Regions from separate parts of the Homo sapiens genome. Here all the other regions are linked to region 1. Evidence: chromatin loops called from intact Hi-C (ENCODE). Cell type or tissue: endothelial cell of umbilical vein. All regions are shown on one strand.

Region 1 (4,000 bases):
TGAAGGTACGAAACGGAAAAGAAAAACGACCCTGCCATCCTAGAGTTCTATACCCAGGGAAAAGAGCTTTCAAAACCAAAGGCAGCATGAAGACTTCTTCAGAAATACCAAAGTTGAAAGAATTCATTATCAACGTAACTGTGTTATAAAAAATGCTAAAAGGAAGTCCTTTAGGTAGATTGAAATTGACACCAGATGGTATCAATAAAGAATGAAGAATACTGGAATTTGTAACTACATTTTTAATATACATTTTGTAAATATATATAAATATATATATTTATGTAATATAATACAAATATATATTTTATATATAAATATATATATTTATGTAATATAATACAAATATATATTTTATATATAAATATATAAAATAATTTCCTTATTTTAAAATATCTTTAAAACATAAATGAGTGTTTAATGAGAAATACAGCACAGTATAATAGGGTTTATAATTTATATGTAAAACAGTAAAACATATGACAGCAACAGCATGAAAACTGGGAGGGAAGAAATGGAAATATACTATTGTAAGGTTTATAAATTATACAGGAAGTGGTAGAATAACAGGAAAGCAGGCTGTGATATGATGTGTACAATTAACCCTAAAGCAATCACTAGAATTGGAAAAAAATAGTTATAGCTAATAATTCAACAAAAAATTAAATAAAATGAAAAGTACACAATTTATTTAAAACAAGGCAAAAAATAGGAAAAGGCAACAATAAACAAACGAGATAACATGAAACAAATAGTAAAATGATAGAACTAAAGCTAACAATATTAATAATCACATCAGGCTGGGTGCAGTGGCTCACACCTGTCATCCCAGCACTTTGGGAGGCCAAAGCGGGTGGTTCACCTGAGGTCAGGAGTTTGAGACCAGCCTGGCCAACATGGCGAAACCCTGTCTCTACTAAAAATACAAAAATTAGCCGGGCTTGGTGGCACACACCTGTAATATCAGCTACTCAGGTGGCTGAGGCAGGAGAATCTCTTGAACCTGGGAGGTGGAGTTGCAGTGAGCCGAGATTGTGCTACTGTACTCCAGCCTGCACGACGGGAACGAGACTCCATCTAAAAAAAAAAATTACATTACATGTAAATAGGGTAATCACTCAATTAGAAGACAAATATGGGGCCAGGCACAGTGACTCATGCCTGTAATCCCAGCACTTTGGAAGGCCAAGGCTGGTGGATCACATGAGGTTAGGAGTTCGAGACCAGCCAACATGGTGAAACTTTGTCTCTATTGAAAATACAAAAAAAAAAAAAAATAGCTGGGCATGGTGGTGGGTGCCTGTAATCCTAGCTACTTGGGAGGCTGAGGCAGGAGAATTACTTGAACCTGGGAGGGGAAGGTTGCAGTGAGCTGAGATCGCTGCACTCCAGCCTGGGCAACAGAGCAAGATTCTGTCTCAAAAACAAAACCAAACAAAACAATGACAGACAGCATTATGAACTGAATGAAAATGTAGACAGTTTTTCTTTTTATTGTTTTCTACAAGCTTAAAATATCTCATAATAAAATAATCATTGCTTGAAAAAGCAAACTGGCGAAAGCATTCCACATAGAGGGATGTTTGGCCTTTACAGTGCAGTGTGGTCCTCACACCAAGAGGCGATGGCACAACTAGGAAACTAGTATTTTCACCGTGGCTTCAACCCCACCTGTTAGGTGGCGTGAACCACGGGCCCAAGCTGGGGATGCTGTTGCGCGGAGCAATGGAACTGCTTGTCAGGGGCTCCTGGGTCAGCTCCCTTATGGGCATTTGCCTTTAAGGATCCCCCCTTGGGCTGAGCTAGATTTTCCAAGGCTTTCCCAGGTCACACCTTACACAGGAAAATGAAAGAGGAGAACAGCACAGCTCCACAAAGTGAGTTTGACACTCTGGAGTTTCTATTGCAGAGACAAGGTGGGAATCACAGGAGCTCATCTGCAGGCCTGTCGGACAGTCTCGTTAGTCAGAAAGTGAGCTTGAACGGGGGCCAGCCTGGGGAGAGGCAAAATCCCCCTGGGGCTTCCAGCAGAACAAACGGTGTCTTAGCACCATTCTCATCTCATGGAAAACTGCTTTTCTTTTTCTCTCAGCACTCTTCATGGCCGAGCTGCATCCAAATACAAGCAGATGACTTCGTTAATAAGTCTCTCAACCAGCTGTCTTCATCAACGTTACCTCTACCACAGGGGAAAACAGAGGGACTTAAATAAACCTCCTAGAAAAAAACAGGATGGCGAAATGATTTCCTCTGTTCCCAATAAGATAAAAATTAAAAATAACAAAAATCACACCTTTTCTTTTTTCTGCCTGGCAGAAAACATAGATTTCAGATTGGCCTAATTTCAGTGAGTGAGATTCCTGTCTACTGCGTCAGCCTTTCCTCCCTATCGCCAGAACTGAAAATAAATACCTTGCAAAGTTGTTTCTTTTCTTGTCTCATTACTGTTTTTTAAATAAACAGTATGATTGGAGACGTCAGGCAGAGCCTCACCAGACACACCCCACGATGAGGCCAGAACCACGTGCCTGAACCCCACTCCACATCTGGCCAAATCCCACAGGAACGTTGACAGGCACACGGTTTCCTAAGGGAAGACTCAGCAGGCTGTAAGTTGGAACAGCTGTACAGATATTTGAGATGATTTCATCTAAACTTCTTCTGGCTACTCCGACTTCCTGTCTATGACACTCTGTGAGTTCCTTTAGAAAAACATGTATTGTTTAATTTGCTATTGCTTAGATTATAAAAATAATATTTATTATGAAAATCTAAATTAGCCGGGCGTGGTGGCGGGGGCCTGTAGTCCCAGCTAGTTGGGAGGCTGAGGCAGGAGAATGGCGTGAACCTGGGAGGCGGAGCTTGAAGTGAGCTGAGATCACGCCACTGCACACCAGCCTGGGTGACAGAGTGAGACTCCGTCTCAAAAAAAAAAAACAAAAAAGCTGTAAAACACAGATAATTACAAAGAATATGAAAATGACATGCAGTGTAAAGATATAGATATGTTTCTTACATATGTTTGTTAAGACAGCTTCAAACATGTTTCTCTTCTTCACAAAATTGGTGGGAAGTTATTAGGGCAGTTAACAAACGTTTCTTCTCCTTCCACCCTCGTGAGACTGCACTTCACCCTTCATGAGGTTTGATGTGGCCGTGTGATGTGCTTTGAGCAGAAGTGTGTATCACTTCAAGATGAAAACCGTTAACATCTAGCACACCATTGACTACATTGCTTCTCTTCTGCAGTGGTGATTGTAGAAGACAAAAAGCTTAATTTTTTGTACTGTCATCTTTCTTTCAATTCATAAATGCATTAATATACTAGACTAGATGATTGGTTAGGTGAATTACAAATACATTAGAAATCAAAACATAGAACTCTTTGAAGACATTTAGCTGCAGGCCAGGTGCGGTGGCTCATGCCTGGAATCCCAGCACTTTGGGAGGCCGAGGCGGGTGGATCACGTGAGGTCAGGAGTTCAAGACCAGCCTGGCCAACATGGTGCAACCCCATCGCTACTAAAAATACAAAAATTAGCTGGGTGCAGTGGTGGGCCCCTGTAATCCCAGCTACTTGGGAGCCTGAGGCAGGAGAATCGCTTGAACCTGGGAGGCAGAGGTTGCAGTGAACCGAGATCGGGCCACTACACTCCACCCTGGGCGACTGAGTGAGACTCCAACCCAAAAATAAATAAATACATAAAATAAAGACATTTAGCTTCCTATGTCCTTGTGCATATTTTGCACCAGTGGAAACACCACCGCCTGCTTGAGAATAGTGAAAAAAAGCCGGGTAATTTTAGTGCCTGACTAATTCTGACATCACAGGCACTCTGAGGGTCTTTGGTCAGTGGACCGTGTCTTTGGAGAAGAGGTCTTGTTTGCCCAGGCTGCAGTGCAGTGGCACAATCCTCGCTTATTACAGATCTGAACTCCTGGCTCAAGCCACCTTCCTGCTTCCACCTGTCACGCAGCTAGATGGCTGGTATGCCCCAGC
Region 2 (4,000 bases), 160 kb after region 1:
ATATACTACAGGGTATCTTTTTCAAACAAAGCACTCAGAAATGCAAAACTAATTTCATTTATTATAAGATTTGTGCACACATGATCTATACTGACAGGAAACACTGAGATAATCGAAATAACTTCTTTATATCCTTCACAATCCTTACACAACATTCACATACCACGAAAACCTTTGTTTCATGAATGAATCACAGAATATTCTCTTGGTGATGGCAAGTCAGTGCCGTGGGTCCGTGAGTGTTGGCAGAGCTGCACCTCTGAGGGCTGTCTCCAGGCGGCCACTCTGGAACTGCTGGCCGCTCTCTTCCTTTCAATCACACCATCTGGCTGCACTCGGAGCATCTGTTCTGAGCTGCAGCCTCAGGGCGGTGGCCTTGCCCCTGCCATCGTGGCGTGCCATCTCCTCCTGTCTGTTCTTTTAATATTTTAAAGAGAGCCATTGATTTTCAGCAGGAAAAGGCTTTTCGCTTTTCTACTTTCCTGAGCAATAAGCTAGGTGCAAGGGCAGAAATTTCTTTAAAGTGAGGTTCGAAGGCTGTAAACAGGTCTGTGTCCAAACTACCAGCCTCCAGTTCCTCTGCCACCGGAGTCCATCCTACGGGTCAGGGCAATGAGGTCTCAGGTGCCTCAGAGCTCACAGACCCTCGTAAGGAGTTCCCCGGCCTGTGCCCATCCCTACCCAGGGAACTGCAGGAGGGTAGAAATTGTTACCCATTTGGAGCTCTTTTCACCTCCTAGGCACTTTGTGGTCACTATTTAATGTAACACCTACACCATAAGAGAATTACAATTTCCCCTCCTTTCCAGATGAGGGAGTTGCGAATTAGGGCAATTAGAAGGCTTGCAGAGGTCACATGGTCAGTCTACACCGCAGCTGAGGTTTGAACCCAGGCTGTCTGTTTTTGGGTACCAGATGCTTAACCACCAGGCCCTGGGGATGGGTTGGTGGGTAGCCTGGAAGAGGACTAGTAAAAAACCACTTGCTCTCAGACGGGGATGCTCCAGCCTGGATCAGCCACTAAGCGACCCAAGGCAGAAGCAAGAGGCACCTTTAGGAGAAACACGCGAGTCCCAGGAGATGTCATGGCACCCGTGGGAAGAGCTGGGCGGTGTCATGGAGACCATCACAGCACTGCGAGGGCAGTGTGGGGAGCCCAGCATGTGGGGGCTGCAGTGGCCCCCATCGCACCTCCATCTATGTCACTCAACCACCATGATGGCCTGCGTGTCAGGCAAGAGCAGGCGGGGAGAGGAGAACCCTCTGCTGGTAGAGGGTCTGACATCAACAGGGCCACACGTCCCCTGCCAGGCAGCAATATTCCCCACCAGGCAGGAACAGGCTGTGTGTGCCCGCAGCTGAGTACCATGGGGCAGTGTCCAGAACCTGTCCCCACCAGCCCGGATGCCGTGCCTCCAGCCCCTCCCTCTGCAGCAACCAGGTCTAGGGTCTAGGACACAGTCCATCCCCCAAGCACTGGACGGCCTGCAGGGCAATACGACGTGGAGCCTGCTCTGCAGAACCAACTCTTCCTGCAAGCAGCCCAAAGCCTGGAGCTAGGAGACTGTAGACGGCCCCCTCCCTGGCTGCTGTCTAGATTCCCAGATCCAGCATGAAAGCAAGGCCCCACGCTGGGGGCTCTATGGCCCCAGACGGAAAGGCCCCACGCTGGGGGCTCTATGGCCCCAGACGGAAAGGCCCCACGCTGGGGGCTCTATGGCCCCAGACGGAAAGGCTCCACGCTGGGGCCTCTGCCACACTTGCCCTGTGAGTAGAGCTGGGTCCCCAGCCTCCACTGTCCGCTTCTTCCCCAACTAGAACACAGACGGAGGGGATGTGAGAAGTCTCCCCCCAGCTGCAGCCACAGGGACCACTTCTTCCTGCTGACAAAACCAAGATTGTGTTCAAATTCCTACCCATCCTCGCACCCTCTCATCTTGTGGGGTTTCCTCCCCCAGCTGCAGGGAGGCCAGCTGGATTAGCCTGACTGGCTGGTCCCCAGCCTGGCACACATCAGAAACATCTGGGGACCTGGCTTCAAGTGGACTGCAGGGCCCACTCCGAGCTCTGTGGTGCGGGGGCTGCGGTTCTAACACGCTGTGCTCTGGCAGAGCCACAGCCATGCAGCTCAGCGCCTGACGGTGCCTCCTCTGAGGAAAGTGCTGGGTCCTGGGTGAGGACGGGGCTCACATCAGCCCAGTCGGGCTAGAGAGAAGGACTCAGGTTCCCCGTGGCTGGGGCTGAGTCCTGTCTCTGACACCACCCAAAGCTTCTTCTCATCTCTGACTGCAGGAGCCAGCCTGGGGACAAAGCTGGCCCTGGGACAGCAAGGGTGGGGAGAGGAGCCCAGCCTGATGCCACGGCTCAGCCCTGGCTCATCCCCCTCCCACGGTGACACCCGCCCTGTGCTTCCTGCTTCCTGGTGTGTGAAGTAAGACATTTCCTCTTTTCTTTTAAAAGCAGCTTGAGTCAGAGTTTCTGTCTCTTGTAGCTGAAAGCACCACCTATTTCCTTTCATGGCTAAAATCCATTTACCCGCAGTCCTAGAACCAAAAAATCCAGCACACGACCGCTGGAGGAAACTGGAGTCAGCCACAGACCTTCCTCCGCACCTCGCGGTGGAGGGGACCCTGGATGAGGGGCCATCCCCAGGGAGCTTCCAGGAGCCTGTGTCTTCGGGAACAGAGCGCCAGTCAGGGTCATAAACCCTCATGTTTTTGTTTTAAGTTGTCCTTCAGAACCATTAGTACAAGGAAATGTTATCTTCTAGGCCTATTAGGAGATTAGGGGGAAAAAAGTACTGTATTTTAAAAGAAAGTACTGCAGGTCCGTGATTTGGTAGTTACTTTTACTTAAGAAAAAATGTTATACTGAGTTTTTAAGTTGAAAAGTGAATTAACTTAAAAAAGTATAAGGTAAATAATGCTGTATGTGGTAAGAAAATACAGCTAAAATTATGGTGATGGAAAAAAAGACTAAAGTTGGAGAATTGTAGAGCATGAATATCACATCATAGATGATTGTGTGTCCCCTGTGGAAATGAGACTAGGGGCTCCCAAATAAGGAGCTGTGGAGAGCAGTGCGAATGCATCTCGCCTCGCCTTTACCTATCCCAGAGTCAGTGTGAGGAAGTGACTCGCAAAATACTCTCAGCACTCAGGAGAAAAGAGTCACACACAAAACATGCAGGCGAAGATGGCCTCAGGTTTCCACTGTGCAGTGCTGGGCACCAGAGCCCGATGAACAGCAGAGTCCAGGGAGGAGGGAAAATGTGGTCCTCAGGGCCCAGCACAGGCAAATCTTCCTCCCTGTGTAGACAGGCTTGTATGTTTGACATCGCGTTCTTGCCTGCTGGTCAATAGAGAGAACTTAATCAAAAGCGTAGGAATTATGTCAAATATGCAAGAGCATACAAAGTATACACCTTCCTGGGAAAATGAACTGCAAAATACATTCAGTCAACTGAGATAAGAAGCAAAGATTAGCTCAAAAATGTAAAAGTCCCGCTATAGAAATGTTGGCCAAGTCCCCAGAGACTGGTTAAAATAAGTGGCATAAGAAATTTCTACACATAAAAATTAGCCGGGCGTGGTGGCGGGCGCCTGTAGTCCCAGCTACTCGGGAGGCTGAGGCAGGAGAATAGCTTGAACCTGGGAGGCGGAGGTTGCAGTGAGCTGAGATCACATCATTGCACTCCAGCCTGGGTGACAGAGCGAGAATCCATCTGAGAGAGAGAGAGAGAGAGAGAGAGAGAGAGGCAGGGAGGGAGGGAGAGAGAGACAGAGAGAGAGAAAAGGAAGAAGGGAGGAAGGGAGGAAGGAAACTTCAAAATCTATTTATGATACTCAGTTCCTATAAAATCTACAAAATAAAAATTTGGCTAAAGAAACGATCAGGAACAGGAACCCCGGATTAAATGAGTGCAAGGCCAGACGGGGAGCACGGGAGCGTGAGGAGAGTAAATGTCCTTCCGCGGCCTTTCTCCCAAAACACACACACA
Region 3 (4,000 bases), 140 kb after region 1:
CCTGAACTGACTAAAACAGCTTGAATAACAGAAATGGCAGGTTAAAAAAAAAAAATCACTGTTCCTGGGCTTGCTCTAGACTAAATAGTTGGGGGAACCTAGGGATTAGGGAAGAGTCTAGAGAAAAGCCGCAGTTCAACGCCTGCCCATCTCCTTGCTTCTAGTGAAGGGGCTCAAGGAATATGACGCTCTTATTTGGGAAGGAATTCTGGGTCATAGAAAAAAATGGGCGGGCCAGTCCAGGAAGCGTGGAGAGAAGACAGTGAAACTGCTCTGTCGAGAACTCAGGAAGTCCCCCAAGAGAGGACGGGGGAGGTGGGAGGTGTGGGGTAGGTGGAGTGAGCCCCAGGGAGGAAGACCACAGTGATCCTTGTGGCAGAAATCCAAACTGTGGGGGTAAAGGAACATGAAAGCAACAATTTCCCCTTATGTCCTGCCCGATGCTATATAGTTGCTTCACAGCAGCCTCTTCACACCAGCCTCTCATCTTCATACCTTCTCTGAGGGTCTTGCTCATGGTGGCTTTGTCAGGAGATGCTCTGGGGGAGGAGGAAGCAGAGCAAAGCCCACCAGTGACACAGAGTGAACCATAAAGGTGAAGACAGTCATGCCCAGAGAACCAGGGATGCAGAAGTTCATGGAAGCTGGAGTTTGGGGCAGGAAGCATCTGGAAAAACATGAGTCTCCTCTTTCCCCGCCCTCACCATCACCCCCAAAACATGGATATCCTCAGAAATATCTGGGAGGATCCTGGATTTCCCACATGCAAAGATAGGGGATCAGGTCCAGAAGGCACAGCTGTGCTCAGGGTGCCTGTGTTTTGTGAACTAACTCAACAACGGACAGCGCGAGATACACAGAGCCACACTGTGGCTGGGAGCCTGGCCGCCGTCTTCCTGATCCCTGGGGCCGATGGCCAGAAGGGCTTTCTTACCAGGTGCTTCCCAGGAGCCTGGGAGGAGGTGACGCTGAGCACAGACACCACATCCTGCAGCCGTCCTTGGTCCCGTCTCAGCAGGCATTCCCAACAGAGACCCCACCGAGAGCTGCTGGGAAGGCAAGGAGATGTGGGTCATCGTCATCAGCTAAATGGAGGGTGGCATTCTGCTTCTACCATCCAGCCAGTGCCACAGATCAAAGAGAAATAAGCTCGGCAATTTTCCTGCCATCATTTTGTTTTGAGATAAGGAAATTATCCACAATCCAATTATGAGGTGTAATGTCACATTCTTTTTTTTTTTTTTTTTGAGTCGGGGGGGACACGGTCTCACTCTCTTGCCCAGGCTGGAATGCAGTGGCACAATCTCAGTTCGCTGTCACCTTGACCTCCTGGGCTCAAGCAGTTCTCCCACCTTGGCCTCCAAAGTAGCTAGAACTAAGCAATCCATCCACCTTGGCCTCCCAAAGTGCTGGAATTACAGGCATGAGCCACTGCACCCAGCCCATAATGTTGCATTCTAATGTGATAACAAATTGAGTCAAAGTGTGTCCATTTCCTCCAAATTTGTTTGGAACAAAGAAAGTCTTTCATAACTTGGTCATATTAGATATTTGTAAAATACAGTTTTGATGAACACAACCCTTAGTGGCCCTTAACGGAAGTACTTGTGGCTGACAACAAACTCAACATCCCTGGGAATTTTGCTCAAAGAGTTGCCACAGTGCCAGGATGAGTTTAGGGGAATGCCATGCTGGCCACGCCTGCTCACCTCTGTCCATTCCACTGATAAAGGGCCAAGTCCAAAGGATTCCTGCCTTCTGTAGCTGAAATCTAAAAATGGAAACGCTCTGTGTGAGTCAGCATCAGATGTACAATTGGGATGTGTTCGCACAGCCGCTTCATTCCGGCCTGAGAACAAGAGCACTTTGTTTCCTGTTTGCTAAGGAGGTCAAGGTCCCCTGGCCGTCTGCGTGTGGGTTTCCCTGTCTCAGACAACTGTGCTGTGAAAGTTTCTTCAGTGCATGATACTGGCCCCCCTCCTGCCTCTGGACAGAAGCCTGTCATTATTGTCACCGGTGAGGAGACATTTGTCCCCCATCACGCATGAGGGACGGAGAAGAGAACTCCTGGCATTCCACAGGGGATGGAGGGATGGGGGTGCAGAGCCACCCGCTGGCCCTCAGCCCTGACTCCCAGCCTCTGAAAAACAACTCTACGACAAATCCTCCTTCTGAGCCTCCACTCAGTGTGCACATGAGTGGCTCCTGTCAGCGGGAGCTCCATGGGAAGCTTCTAAATACGGAAAAAGTGGAAATGGCATGTTGCCATGCAAATGTGGCCCCACTAGACGTTTGTCCCAAAATGGAGCATCCTAGAGTACCCATTCTTCATCTCTGCCTTGGGAAGATGTTCGCCCAAGCGCTTGCTTGATTTGCAGATAGAAACGTTGTCCCCACTCTTGTGTGCAGTTCAAAGACTTCACACTTGACAACTGAGAGTCCACCAAAGGGAGAAGTCGGACCAGCCCCCAGCCAAACACGGGAGAAAATAAGGACTTAGGAAAACCAGCACTGAGGCCTGGAGGCCTGGAGCTCCAAGGGGCAGGTCCCATGAGCATCCCGTTCCACGTGGTTTTCACCAGCTTAAGTCCCATCATTGGCACATTCCTTTCTGAAAAAAAAAAAAATCAATTTTCATGGCAGCTAAAGCACGATGCATAGTTCAGGATTCTGTGTCCATCCAATGCTAGCTGCAGATCCAAGCCCGAGTCCCCTCCCTTCGGTGTTGAACATCCACACTGCGCTGGAATGTGGTCAGCAGCGTTCACAGTTGTATCTTTAAATGAATCTTGTTTCTGGCACTCAGGAGTTCATGTCCAGGAGGGCTCTGATGGGAGTCAACTCCATCTAGGAAAAGTAGAAACACCTGAAACATAGTACTTTGCAAATTTTAAAAAGAAAAGACATACCTGTATTAATCCATTCTTGTGTTGCTATAAAGAAATACCTGAGACTGGGTAATTTATAGAGAAAAAAGGTTTGATTAGCTCATGGTTCTGCAGGCTGTACAGGATGCATGACTGGGGAGGTCTCAGGAAACTTATAATCATGGTGGAAGGCAAAGGGGAAGCAGGCACATCTTCGCATGGTGGAGCAGGAAGAAGAGAGGGAGTGAAGGGGGAGGTGCTACACACTTTCAAATAACCAAATCTCCTGACTCACTATCACGAGAACAGCAAGGGGGGGAATCTGCCCCCATGATCCAATCACCTCCCTGCAGGTCTCTCCTCCAATATTGGGGATTACAATTCAACATGAGATTTGGGTGGGGACACAGAGTCAAACCATATCAACACCGTTTACCCGACCGTAGCCAGATTGCAGCAGAGTCCAGACCCACCGCGGTGTTTGTTCAACCTCAGGCCTTGCCACTGCCTCTGCCTGCTCCACCCTGGGGTGCTTGCCAGATAACAGGCAAAGGCAATGAGCACGGAGCCTGGAGGAGGGTCCCCGGGGAGTTCCCCTCAGCCACACCTCAAATAAACCCCACAGAAACCACCACCGTCTGGTTCTACCCACCTGGAATGTTTTCCTGCTCTTCTGTTTTTTGGCCCTGTCGAAACCTATCCCCGAAGCTCAGTCCAGGTGCAGTTTCCCAGGAAGACAGAGGAGGGACACTTACCTGCCAGGGGAGGGATCGCCTGAGCACACCTGCTCCCAGCTGCCCCGCATGGCCTCCTCCTCTCTGTGGTGACTTGTCAGTTAGCCATAGACTGCCCGCACGCAGCAGTGCTTCCATTGTGGTCCTGAGAAATGGTCTCTTTTCACTATTTAACTTCTTTAATGCTCTGTATCTTGTGTCTAAAATGGTATCTTGTGTTTTAAGCTTCTGGAGGACACAGCCCATGCTTCCCGAATCTTCCTGTCTTCCCCACTTCCTAGGGTGCACCTAGCACATATGGGAAGTTCAAGAATTCTACAGGCTTCATTTTTCTGTTTTTTTTTTTTTCTGTCACTGAAATATATTCCCCAAGGGGCACACTTTCCAGGCACGCTTTTG

The links. A loop is a pair of places that touch in the nucleus more often than their neighbours do. Peaks named below come from ENCODE experiments on the same cell type or tissue, not always from the same donor. Only the 100,000 strongest peaks of a DNase experiment are listed, where the experiment ranks them.
Region 2: a loop joins it to region 1, with 2.3 times the contacts of the local background. A loop is called at or near these places in 2 of 110 quality-filtered maps.
Region 3: a loop joins it to region 1, with 5 times the contacts of the local background. A loop is called at or near these places in 3 of 110 quality-filtered maps.

Annotation. Positions count from the first base shown.
Region 1 is chr6:167,541,820-167,545,819 of GRCh38, forward strand. No RefSeq gene overlaps it. Among named protein-coding and RNA genes, the nearest start is that of LINC02538, 140 kb to the right of the region's middle. In endothelial cell of umbilical vein, no CTCF peak of the experiment used is centred here; a DNase peak (open chromatin) is centred at 2,482; H3K27ac peaks cover 1,594 bases.
Region 2 is chr6:167,697,229-167,701,228 of GRCh38, forward strand. No RefSeq gene overlaps it. Among named protein-coding and RNA genes, the nearest start is that of LINC02487, 2.9 kb to the left of the region's middle. RefSeq lists enhancers at 2,071-2,150, 2,291-2,440. In endothelial cell of umbilical vein, no CTCF peak of the experiment used is centred here; a DNase peak (open chromatin) is centred at 2,443; H3K27ac peaks cover 1,806 bases.
Region 3 is chr6:167,681,399-167,685,398 of GRCh38, forward strand. LINC02487 (long intergenic non-protein coding RNA 2487) reads right to left here. Exons shown (of 7, transcript NR_117092.2): 4 at 2,322-2,847; 5 at 1,710-1,771; 6 at 935-1,049; 7 at 1-539. The region is part of intron 1 of LOC124901465 (a long non-coding RNA gene); the gene reads left to right. Among named protein-coding and RNA genes, the nearest start is that of LINC02538, 4.2 kb to the left of the region's middle. RefSeq lists an enhancer at 3,857-4,000. In endothelial cell of umbilical vein, no CTCF peak of the experiment used is centred here; a DNase peak (open chromatin) is centred at 1,813; H3K27ac peaks cover 1,720 bases.